Regions from separate parts of the Homo sapiens genome. Here region 2 is linked to region 1. Evidence: chromatin loops called from intact Hi-C (ENCODE). Cell type or tissue: breast epithelium. All regions are shown on one strand.

Region 1 (2,500 bases):
GGTAGCACTGGGGCAGGCGGTGCTTGTGGGGGGCCCAGTGATCCAGGCCCCGACACCCCCTCTGCCTTGCAGGTGCCCAAGCCCGGGGCGGACGTGCCCCACCCGTGGGGCCTGGAGCTGCAGGCCTCCCTGTCTCCACACTTCAATCTGCAGGGGCTGTGTGGCCTGGTGCCTGAAGGCACACTGCCCGGGGCGCCCTGGAGAGGCGCAGTGGCGCTGGCAGCCGAGGTTCCAGAGCGCACGGTGGCGCAGTGGCTGGCGGAGGCCTGCACGCAGCCGCCGGAGGAGTTCGTGTGGGCTGTGGCCCTGCTGCTGCTGCAGCTGAGCGCGGCCCTGAAGTTCCTGGAGGCGTGGGGCGCGGCCCTAGTCGAGTTGCGGCCGGAGAACTTGCTGCTGGTGGCACCTCGGGGCTGTGCGACGACGGGGCCCCCACGCCTGCTCCTCACTGACTTTGGCCGCGTCTGTCTGCAGCCCCCTGGACCCCCGGGATCCCCGGGCCCCCACGCGCCGCAGCTGGGCAGCCTCCTCCGAGCGCTGCTCAGCCTTGCTGCGCCCTCGACCACGCCTTTGGCCGCGGGCCTGGAGCTCCTGGCAGCACAGCTGACCCGCTTGCGGCCCTCGGCGTCCCGGACGCGGGGCGCGCTGCAGGCGCTGCTCTGGGGGCCCGGGCCTGAGCTGCGCGGCCGCGGAGCACCGCTTGGTCCCTGGCTCCGAGCGCTCGGGCCCTGGCTGCGGGTGCGCCGCGGGCTGCTGGTCCTGCGCCTAGCAGAGCGGGCCGCAGGTGGGGAAGCTCCCAGCCTCGAGGACTGGCTGTGTTGCGAATACCTGGCCGAGGCCACCGAGTCCTCGATGGGCCAGGCCCTGGCGCTGCTGTGGGACTGACCCCAACCCAGGGCGAACACACCTGGTCCAGGCCTGCCCAGGAGGCAGGGCTGGGGCTGAGGTCAGCGTCTCCATGATAGCCAAGACACCCTCTTCCTGCAGAGTCCAGGAGCGCAGCAGAGAGAGCAATGCCCCACTCCAGAGCCTCCCCTCCCGTGCTGGGGATGTGGGTCAAGGGCTTCCCAGGAATGCAGCTGCCCCTCCAGGGCTGGGGGCTGGCCAGCGCCTCCTGTGTTGGGCAGCAGCTCTCTGAAGCCAGGGCCCCCACGCCACTTCCAGGTGTGGACAACCCCGCTGATCAATGTCTCTCTGTGTTCTGCCTTCCCCAGCAGCCAGGGCGCTCTTCCGCGTGGGTTCTGTCATTGTCTCCATGAGAGGCCAATGCCGGGACCAGAGGCATTCCTGGCTCTGGAGCACCCCCTTGTGCTGAAGATGGCCAGTGATTTTGGGCATGTGAATGCCCCTGTCCCTGGTGGAGAATTGCTTGGTGGTGTCACGGGAAGGGAAGGCTCCCTGGGACCTTAGACACCCAGCTCATCTCAGCGGGGTCTGGACTCACCTTCCCTAAAACAGTCCCCGCGGTTCCCTGCCACCTCCCCTCAATCCCTCTGCGCCCACCCTGCCTCCCTCCCTGTTCCTCCGTGACACACCAACTTCTTTCGCGCCCCCAAGCATTTGTGTAGGCTGTTCCCTCTGCCATACTGTTCCAGTTCCACTTTCTTTTTCTTTTTTTTTTTTTTTTTTTTTTGAGACGATCTCGGCTTACTGCAAGCTCCGCCTCCCGGGTTCACGCCATTCTCCTGCCTCAGCCTCCCGAGTAGCTGGGACTACAGGCGCCCGCCACCACGCCCGGCTAATTTTTTGTATTTTTAGTAGAGACGGGGTTTCTCCGTGTTAGCCAGGATGGTCTCCATCTCCTGACCTCGTGATCCGTCCGCCTCGGCCTCCCAAAGTGCTGGGATTACAGGCGTGAGCCACCGCGCCCGGCTACAGTTTCACTTTCTCTAAACAAATAAAGGTGCCCACTCTGGGCCATCGCTAGCTCCTTACCCTGCGTTCTCCGCCCACTCTCAGGAGCATTTATTCCTCTGTTACTGTCCACAAGGCTGTGAGTTCCCTGGGGGCAAAGGCCAGGCTTGGCACACAGTAGGTGCTCACTTAATACCACAGGATGATGTAATAAACAGGCACAGAGGAGACTCACTGGAGGGGGATGGAGTCTTCCTTTATGCCTCTGACACACTGCACTGCCCTTGCCTGTGGCTTCCTTCCTGGAGACTCAGAGTTGCCCCTCCATTCCATTCCCCATGGCAGTCCTGGGAGGATCTTTCCAACCCCAGATATGAGGTCCCTCTCCAGCTCAAACACCTCCCATGGCTCCCCAGTGCCTCAGAATACATACAGGGCTCTTCCAAAGTCTCCTCAGAGTCTCCAACCCCATGTCGTTCATCCCTGGAGGTTACTTTCCAGCCTCCACGCCTTTGCCCAAGTTGTTTTTTACACCAGAAAACAGCCCCCTCTACTCTGCTTCATACTCCTATTCATCCTGCATGGCCTCAGCTCTAATGCCCCTTCTCTGCATTTGCGCTGCCCAAATGAGCTGGGGGTATCTGTGTCC
Region 2 (2,500 bases), 380 kb after region 1:
CTTTTTTTCTTTTTTCTTTTTTTATATTATATTATATATTTTTTTTTGAGACGGAGTCTCGCTCTGTCTCCCAGGCTGGAGTGTGGTGGCGCGATATCGGTTCACTGCAAGCTCCGCCTCCCGGGTTCACACCATTCTCCTGCCTCAGCCTCCCCAGTAGGTGGGACTACAGGCGCCCGCCACCACGCCTGGCTAATTTTTTGTATTTTTGGTAGAGATGGGGTTTCACCGTGTTAGCCAGGATGGTCTCAATCTCCTGACCTCGTGATCCACCTGCCTCGGTCTCCCAAAGTGCTGGGATTACAAGTGTGAGCCACCATGCCCGGCCTCGCTCCTTTTCATGGCTGCCTCCTATTCCAGCGTGTGTATAGGCCATGCTGTGTTCACCCAGTCATCTGTCCATAGCCACTGGGACTGTTGCTACCTTGTGGCTGTTGGGAATCAAGGTACTACTGACATAGGTGTGCAAATATCTATGGAAATCCCTGTTTTCCATTATTTTTTTGAGACGGAGTCTCGTTCTGTCGCCCAGGCTAGAGTGCATTGGCACAATCTCGGCTCACTGCAACCTCCGCCTCCCGGGTTCAGGCGATTATCCTGCCTCAGCCTCCTGAGCAGCTGGGTCTACAGGTGCGCACCACCACGCCCAGCTAGTTTTTGTATTTTTAGTAGAGATGGGGTTTTACGATCTTGACCAGGATGGTCTCGAACTCTTGACCTCGTGATCTGCCCGCCTCGGCCTCTCAAAGTGCTGGAAGTACAGGTATGAGCCACCGCGCCCAGTCCCATTCTTGTAAGTATATGCTGAAAAGTATAAATATTAGTATTTAATCACAAAGCTTATTTAGAAATCTAGTTTTAGCCTGGGAGGCAGAGCTTGCTGTGAGCCGAGCTCGTGCCACTGCACTCCAGCCTGGGCGACAGAGCGAGACTCTGTCTCAAAAAAAAAAAAAAAAAGAGAAATCTAGTTTTAGGCCAGGTGCTGTGGCTCACGCCTGTCATCTCAGCACTTTGGGAGGCCAAGAGAGCCACATCACTGGAGGTCAGGAGTTCTAGACCAGCCTGCCCAACATGGTGAAACCCTGTCTCTACTAAAAATACAAAAATTATGGCTGGGCGCGGTGGCTCACGCCTGTAATCCTAGCACTTTGGGAGGCCGAGGCGGGTGGATCACAAGGTCGGAGTTCGAGACCATCCTGGCCAACATGGTGAAACCCTGTCTCTATTAAAAATACAAAAATTAGCTGGGCGTGGTGGCGGGCACCTGTAATCCCAGCTACTCGGGAGGCTGAGGCAGGAGAATTGCTTGGACTCGGGAGGCGGAGTTTGCAGTAAACTAAGATTACATCACTGCACTCCAGCCTGGATGACAGAGTGAGACTCCTACTCAAAAAAAAAAAAAAAAAAAGTCACCCAGTACCTTGTTCTCCCACATCATCTATCTCGGTCCCTCTGTGGGGGGTTTTCTCAGGGGGAGACCCAGGATTGCTTTCTGAACACAGCAGCATGGACCTTCTCATGGGACCTCCTCTTCCAGGAATCCTCCCTGCAGGGTCCTATCCATCAGTGTGAAACGTCTCATGTGCCATTATTGTTGCAGCCAAAGCCAGAAACACCCTACATGTCCGTCAAGAGGGGACTGAGCATGGAGACGGCAGGTCAGCTCCTGGGGCCCCTTGCTTTGCATGAGAGGATTCCCGAAACAAATAGCATATGTGGCTGGGCGCGGTGGCTCACGCCTGTAATCCCAGCACTTTGGGAGGCTGAGGTGGGTGGATCACTTGAGGTCAGAAGTTCAAGACCAGACTGGTCAACATGATGAAACCCCGTCTCTACTAAATATACAAAAATTAGCCAGGGGTGGTGGCAGTCACCTGTAATCCAAGGTACGCGGGAGGCTGAGGCAGGAGGATTGCTTGTACCCGGGAGGTGGAGGTTGCAGTGAGCTGAGATCGCACCATTGTGCTCCAGCCTGGGCAACAAGAGCGAAACTTCGTCTCAAAAAAAAAAAAAAATACAAAAATTAGCCGGGCATGGTGGCTCATGTCTGTAATCCCAGCACTTTAGAAGACTGAGGTGGGAGGATTGCTTGAGGCCAAGAGTTGGAGACCAGCCTGGGCAACATAGCATGACCTCATCTCTACAAAAAAATTGAAAATTAACTGGGTATAGCCACTCCACTGATTCAAATGTTAATCTCTTCGGAAACATTCTTACAGAAATACTCAGAAATGATGTTGTGCCAGCTATATATATGGTAGCCCAGTCAAGGTGACACATAAGAGTAACCATTGGCCAGGAGCAGTGGCTCATGCCTGCAATCCCAGCACTTTGGGAGGCTGAGATGGGTGGATCACGAGGTCAGCAGTTCGAGACCAGCCTGATGAACATGGTGAAACCCCATCTCTACTAAAAATACAAAAAAAATTAGCTGGTTATGGTGGCAGGGGCCTGTAATCCCAGAGACTTGGGAGGCTGAGGCAGGAGAATCACTTGAAAC

What was found. Hi-C counts contacts between places; a loop is a spot of excess contacts. Peaks named below come from ENCODE experiments on the same cell type or tissue, not always from the same donor. Only the 100,000 strongest peaks of a DNase experiment are listed, where the experiment ranks them.
Region 2: it touches region 1 in a loop (8-fold over the local background); 1 of 110 quality-filtered maps calls a loop at or near these places.

Annotation. Positions count from the first base shown.
Region 1 is chr19:2,274,062-2,276,561 of GRCh38, reverse strand. PEAK3 (PEAK family member 3) reads left to right here. Exons shown (of 4, transcript NM_198532.3): 4 at 73-1,931. The coding sequence ends at 882. Among named protein-coding and RNA genes, the nearest start is that of OAZ1, 5.8 kb to the right of the region's middle. RefSeq lists enhancers at 577-1,511, 2,316-2,455. In breast epithelium, a CTCF peak has its summit at 1,277 (motif pointing left); a DNase peak (open chromatin) is centred at 1,301; H3K4me3 peaks cover 1,299 bases; H3K27ac peaks cover 1,232 bases.
Region 2 is chr19:1,891,383-1,893,882 of GRCh38, reverse strand. No RefSeq gene overlaps it. Among named protein-coding and RNA genes, the nearest start is that of ABHD17A, 7.1 kb to the right of the region's middle. In breast epithelium, no CTCF peak of the experiment used is centred here; no DNase peak of the experiment used is centred here.